Linked DNA regions of Homo sapiens: region 2 is linked to region 1. The links are chromatin loops, found by intact Hi-C in ENCODE. Cell type or tissue: HepG2. All regions are shown on one strand.

Region 1 (2,500 bases):
CCTTCCTGAGCCCTCAAGGCCTCCCCGCGTCCTCCGACCCCCTGTCTCTTGTCCCTGGTTACCCGAGTACCCATTCCCATCCGTCGCCAGGGCCCCTGTCACCCACCCCCCAGCAGCCTTAGCGTCCCCCTCCCAAGACGCAGGTCCCTCACCCCGGGATAGGCGTCCTTGGCGAACACCTGCAGCAGCGCCGTCTTGCCGCACTCTGCGTCTCCCACCACCACGATCTTGCAGCGGCCGCTCTGCCCCTCCATGGTCCCGGCTACGCGCCGGTCCCCCACGCCACCCCTCTCCCGGGCCCCGCCGCCGCCTCCCCCGCCCCTGCAACTGCAGCCGCTCGGGCCGCCAACACCGGCATCTCGCGGGCCCGCGCCGAGCCCCCGCCCCGGGTCCGCGGCCCCCCCTCCGCCCCGCCCCCAGCCAGGCGGCCGCGCCCCCCCGGCCCCTCCTCCCACCCCCGCAGCCGGGGGGCGGGGCCCAGAAGATCTGGGCGGAGCCCTGGGAACAGAGGCCTCAGAGCCGGGGTCCAGCCCGCCGGTGTGGTCTGAGGGGCCCCTGCCGGTTTGGGACAGGCCGAACTGGGCTTATTTGACTTTCTCGGATATAAGGGCAGGTCAGAGTTCAAGCGAAGTTCTTAGGGGTAGAATATGAGCGGCACAAGCGCGAAGCTCGGGCCTGCTGTGTACCCACGCGTGCACGCAGGTGTACCAGTGCGGACAAGAGCTGGGGCAGCCATCCACTTCCTGAACACGGCGGGAGAGAGATGCTAAGGGGAAGGAGGGAGCCTCTTTGGTTTTCTCTCCCGCGTCCGCCTATGTCCTGGCAGGGGGTCTTGGGGAAATGGGAGGGTGAACCCCAGCACACCCACCCGGACGGTGGTGACATCATAGCTTTCCGTCCCCATGGCAACGGGCAGCCGGGTCTCCGGTTACATTGACTTAACCGCCGGCCTAGACTAGCAGAGAAGCGTGGACTGAGTTCCTCCAGCCAAGCACTGGGTGGAAAGTTTTGGGGGAGCTGCGTCCTCTGGTGGATGCTTGGGGACAAGGAGATAAGGAAGAGAAAGAACCAACCGCCAGAGTTGCTCTGCTGGAGCCAGAGCTAAACCCAAAAGTCAGGCTTGATTAAGAGTCTGACAATAGGCCGGGCGCGGTGGCTCACGCCTGTAATACCAGCACTTTGGGAGGCCGAGGCGGGCGGATCAAGAGGTCAGGAGATCGAGACTATCATCCTGGCTAACACGGTGAAACCCGCACGGTGGGCGCCTGTAATCCCAGCTACTCAGGAGGCTGAGGCAGGAGAATGGCGTGAACCCGGGAGGCGGAGCTTGCAGTGAGCCGAGATTGCCTCACTGCACTCCAGCTTGTGCAATAGAGTTTCGAAAAAAAAAAAGTGCTTTTTTATATCGAGGCAATTCGAGTCAATAATATATGCTGCAAATAATTCTGTAAAGATAACTAGAAGCTGGGCGCGGTGGCTCACGCCTGTAAACTCAGCACTTTGGGAGGCCAAGGCTTGCTTGCGTGCAGGAGTTTGAGGCCATCCTGGGCAACATTAGCGAGACCCTCTCTCTAGAAAAAAAAATCAAAACTTAGCTAGGTTTGGCCACTCTAGGCACGCTGCCTATGGGGTAGCCCTGCTCTGCAAAGAGCAGTAAAACATAAAGTTAGCCGGGCGTGGTGACACATGCCTGTGGTCCCAGCTATTCAGGAGGCTGAGGTGGGAGGATTGCTTGAAGCCGGGAGTTTGAGGCTGTAGGGAGCTGTGATCGCCCCACCTCGCTCAGCCTGGGTGACAGAGTGAGACCCTGTATCAAAAAAATAAAAATATAAATATAACTAGAGCACGCAGCATCATCACTATGTTACAGAAGGGAAAATGAGGAACAGAACGTTAACACCAAAGTCAGAAAGTTTTAAAGGCTTGGTCTCCATGCTTCTACTTTGCCACTGCAAGACCACAGTGAATTAAGTCTCATCCCTGCCTGGGTTAGATGTCAGAGCCTGAGACACAATGTAGTTGGACTCCAGTCCACAGGTGGCTGACTCCAAATCTGATATGAGTTAACTCCAAATCTGATGTAAGTTCAAGTTTTGGGACTGTTCCTTAACTTTTTTTTTTTTTTTTTGAGACGGAGTCTCGCTCTGTAGCCCAGGCTGGAGTGCAGTGGCGCGATCTCGACTCACTGCAAGCTCTGCCTCCTGGGTTCATGCCATTCTCCTGCCTCAGCCTCCCAGGTAGCTGGGACTACAGGCGCCTGCCACCACGCCTGGCTAATTTTTTGTATTTTTTAGTAGAGACGGGGTTTCACCGTGTTAGCCAGGTGAATCTCCTGACCTCGTAATCTGCCCGCCTCGGCCTCCCAAAGTGCTGGGATTACAGGCGTGAGACACCGCGCCCGGCCTTTTTTTTTTTCGAGATGGAGTCTCCCTCTGTAGCCCAGGCTGGAGTGCAGCGGCATGATCTTGGCTAACTGCAACCTCCGCCTCCTGGGTTCAAG
Region 2 (2,500 bases), 95 kb before region 1:
CATCTCGGCTCACTGCAAGCTCCGCCTCCCGGGTTCACGCCATTCTCCTGCCTCGGCCCCCCAAGTAGCTGGGACTACAGGCGTCCACCACCACGCCCGGCTAATTTTTTGTATTTTTAGTAGAGACGGGGTTTCACCGTGTTAGCCAGGATGGTCTCCACTTCCTGACCTCGTGATCCGCCCACCTCGGCCTCCCAAAGTGCTGGGATTACAGGCGTGAGCCACCGCGCCCGGCCTTAAGATTAATTTTTATGGTGTTTTACATTCATTTGTATGGAAAGTTCTAGGATAGGGATCATATTTCACTTCCTTTTAATATAGTACAGTATAGCACAATTTGCAGTTATGTCTTAATATGTGATCAGGAATGATCATGACTGGAAACAGTGTTATTTGTGGTAGCTATAGGGTAGGTAAGGTTTTCAGCCTGTTTTAGGTTTCTTGAACTAAAATTCCTTCTGCTGTCTTCTAAGTCAATATTGGCAGCTATTTCTGACAATTGGTAGTTCTTTGTAACTTTTTACCTATGACTATAACATTTTTGACTTTCAGAAGAATTTGCTAAAATGTGTTCCCCGGTGGGTTGTTGTTTTTCAACCTAAACCTAGCTGCTTTTTCCAGTCACTTATCCGTATTGGAAGCTCAAAATGCAAATATACAGTAGGCCTAAAATATTGCCTGGTTTGAAAAGTGTTTAAAATATTTGAATCATTTTTATAGTAAACATTTACTCTCATCAGGACCTAGAAGGGGAACATTTTAATTTTTTTTCTTTTCCCTTTTCACAGTCTTCCTTCAACATTCATTACCTTTTTACATATCGGAGTTTTCATCTGTTCAAAGTTTGTGTTTACAGTGTGTTTATATAGTTTAGATTATAATTACCATACTGAAATATAATTGTTTCAGAATTGAGTCAGTGGTGAGAATGAAAGCCATCTGGTATGATAACTGAATCCAATTTTTCTTTTACGGAGAATTTCTTTGAAATGTAGCTTATCTCAGAAATAGGGATTTAGTAACCAATCAGAGTTTTCTTTGTCAAGGTTGTTTTTCTTTTTAAAGTCACATTTGGTCCCAGTAATAATACCAATGTTGGTACAAGTTATCTCAGGTTGTGAAGCATTTTTCCCAAGTCATCTCAGGTTGTGAAGCATTTTCCCAAGTAGCATTTAATTTTATTCTTGCAATAGCCCAAGGAGTCTGGCAGGGTGAATGGCAAGAGAAGGAAACAGGTTCAGGTAGAGTGGTTAGCCCAAGGTGGCTCTGCTTATATACACAACTGGTAGTAGAAACCCAGCCTCCTGACTTAGTTCATTGTTTTTCTTTTCACTGCCCTGTGCTATGTCAAAAACCCCATGATTACAAGAGTTGTATTACAACCCTTCACAATAAGGTTACTGTCCACAAGCTTTTCTTGTGATCCTTTTCTTTTTTTTTTTTCTTTTTTTGAGATGGATTCTCTGTCACCCAGGCTGGCCCGCCTTGGCCTCCCAAAATGCTGGGATTACAGCGTGAGCCACCGCACCTGGCCCTTGTGATCCTTTTCTAAAAAGTTAAATATTTAAGGAAAAAACCACATTCTTGTCACACTGCCAGGTTAGTCGTTCTTTGATATCTTGCCTGGACTTTATCCAAAAAATCCGTTTCAAAAATTCACATTTAGAGCTAAGTGTAGTGGCTCACGCCTGTAATCCCGGTCGAGGCAGATGGATCACTTGAGGTCAGGACTTCAAGACCAGCCTGGGCAATATGGTGAAACCCCTTCCCTACCAAAAATACAAAAAAATTAGCCGGGTGTGGCAGCACGCGCCTGTAGTCCCAGCTACTTGGAATGCTGAGGCACAAGAATCACTTCAATCCGAGAGGCAGAGGTTGCAGTGAGCCAAGACCACACCACTGCACTCCAGCCTGAGCAGCAGAGTGAGTGAGACTCCATCTCCAAAAAAAAAAAAAAAGGTTCACATTCAGAAGAAAGCTAAAGGCCGGGTATAGTAGCTCACACCTGTAATCCCAGCACTTTGGGAAGCCGAAGCAGGAAGATTGCTTGATGCCAGGCATTCAAGACCAGCATGGGCATCATAGTGAGATCCTGTCTCTACAAAAATTAATTAACATTAAAAATTAAAAAGATGGCTGGCATGGTGGCTCACTCCTGTAATCCCAGTACTTTGGGAGGCCAAGGCATGGTGGTGCATGCCTTTAGTCCCAGCTACTCGGGAGGCTGAGGCAGGAGAATCACTTGAATTCAGGAGGCGGAGGTTACAGAGAGCCGAGATGGTGCCACTGCACTCCAGCCTGGGCGACAGAACGAGACTCTGTCTGAAAAAAAAAAAGAAAATTAAAAAGACCAGAATAAAGCTAAAGATTTAAAATAGCCTATAGGTTCCTACCAGAAGTTACCAGCTACCTCTCTGATAGTCTTTCCCTACAATATCCTCCTGGATTATTACATTTTAGCACCTTGACCTATCTGATGTCCTGCATACACAGGCATGGT

The links. A loop is a pair of places that touch in the nucleus more often than their neighbours do. Peaks named below come from ENCODE experiments on the same cell type or tissue, not always from the same donor. Only the 100,000 strongest peaks of a DNase experiment are listed, where the experiment ranks them.
Region 2: it touches region 1 in a loop (9-fold over the local background); 57 of 110 quality-filtered maps call a loop at or near these places.

The regions. Positions count from the first base shown.
Region 1 is chr17:43,023,102-43,025,601 of GRCh38, reverse strand. RND2 (Rho family GTPase 2) reads right to left here and starts at 371. Exons shown (of 5, transcript NM_005440.5): 1 at 153-371. The coding sequence starts at 254. RefSeq lists a silencer at 408-547. In HepG2, CTCF peaks have their summits at 559 and 1,025 (motif pointing left); a DNase peak (open chromatin) is centred at 991; H3K4me3 peaks cover 342 bases.
Region 2 is chr17:43,118,220-43,120,719 of GRCh38, reverse strand. All of the region lies in intron 2 of BRCA1 (BRCA1 DNA repair associated), which reads left to right. Among named protein-coding and RNA genes, the nearest start is that of BRCA1, 5.9 kb to the left of the region's middle. RefSeq lists an enhancer at 659-763 and a silencer at 789-983. In HepG2, no CTCF peak of the experiment used is centred here; DNase peaks (open chromatin) are centred at 1,339 and 1,579.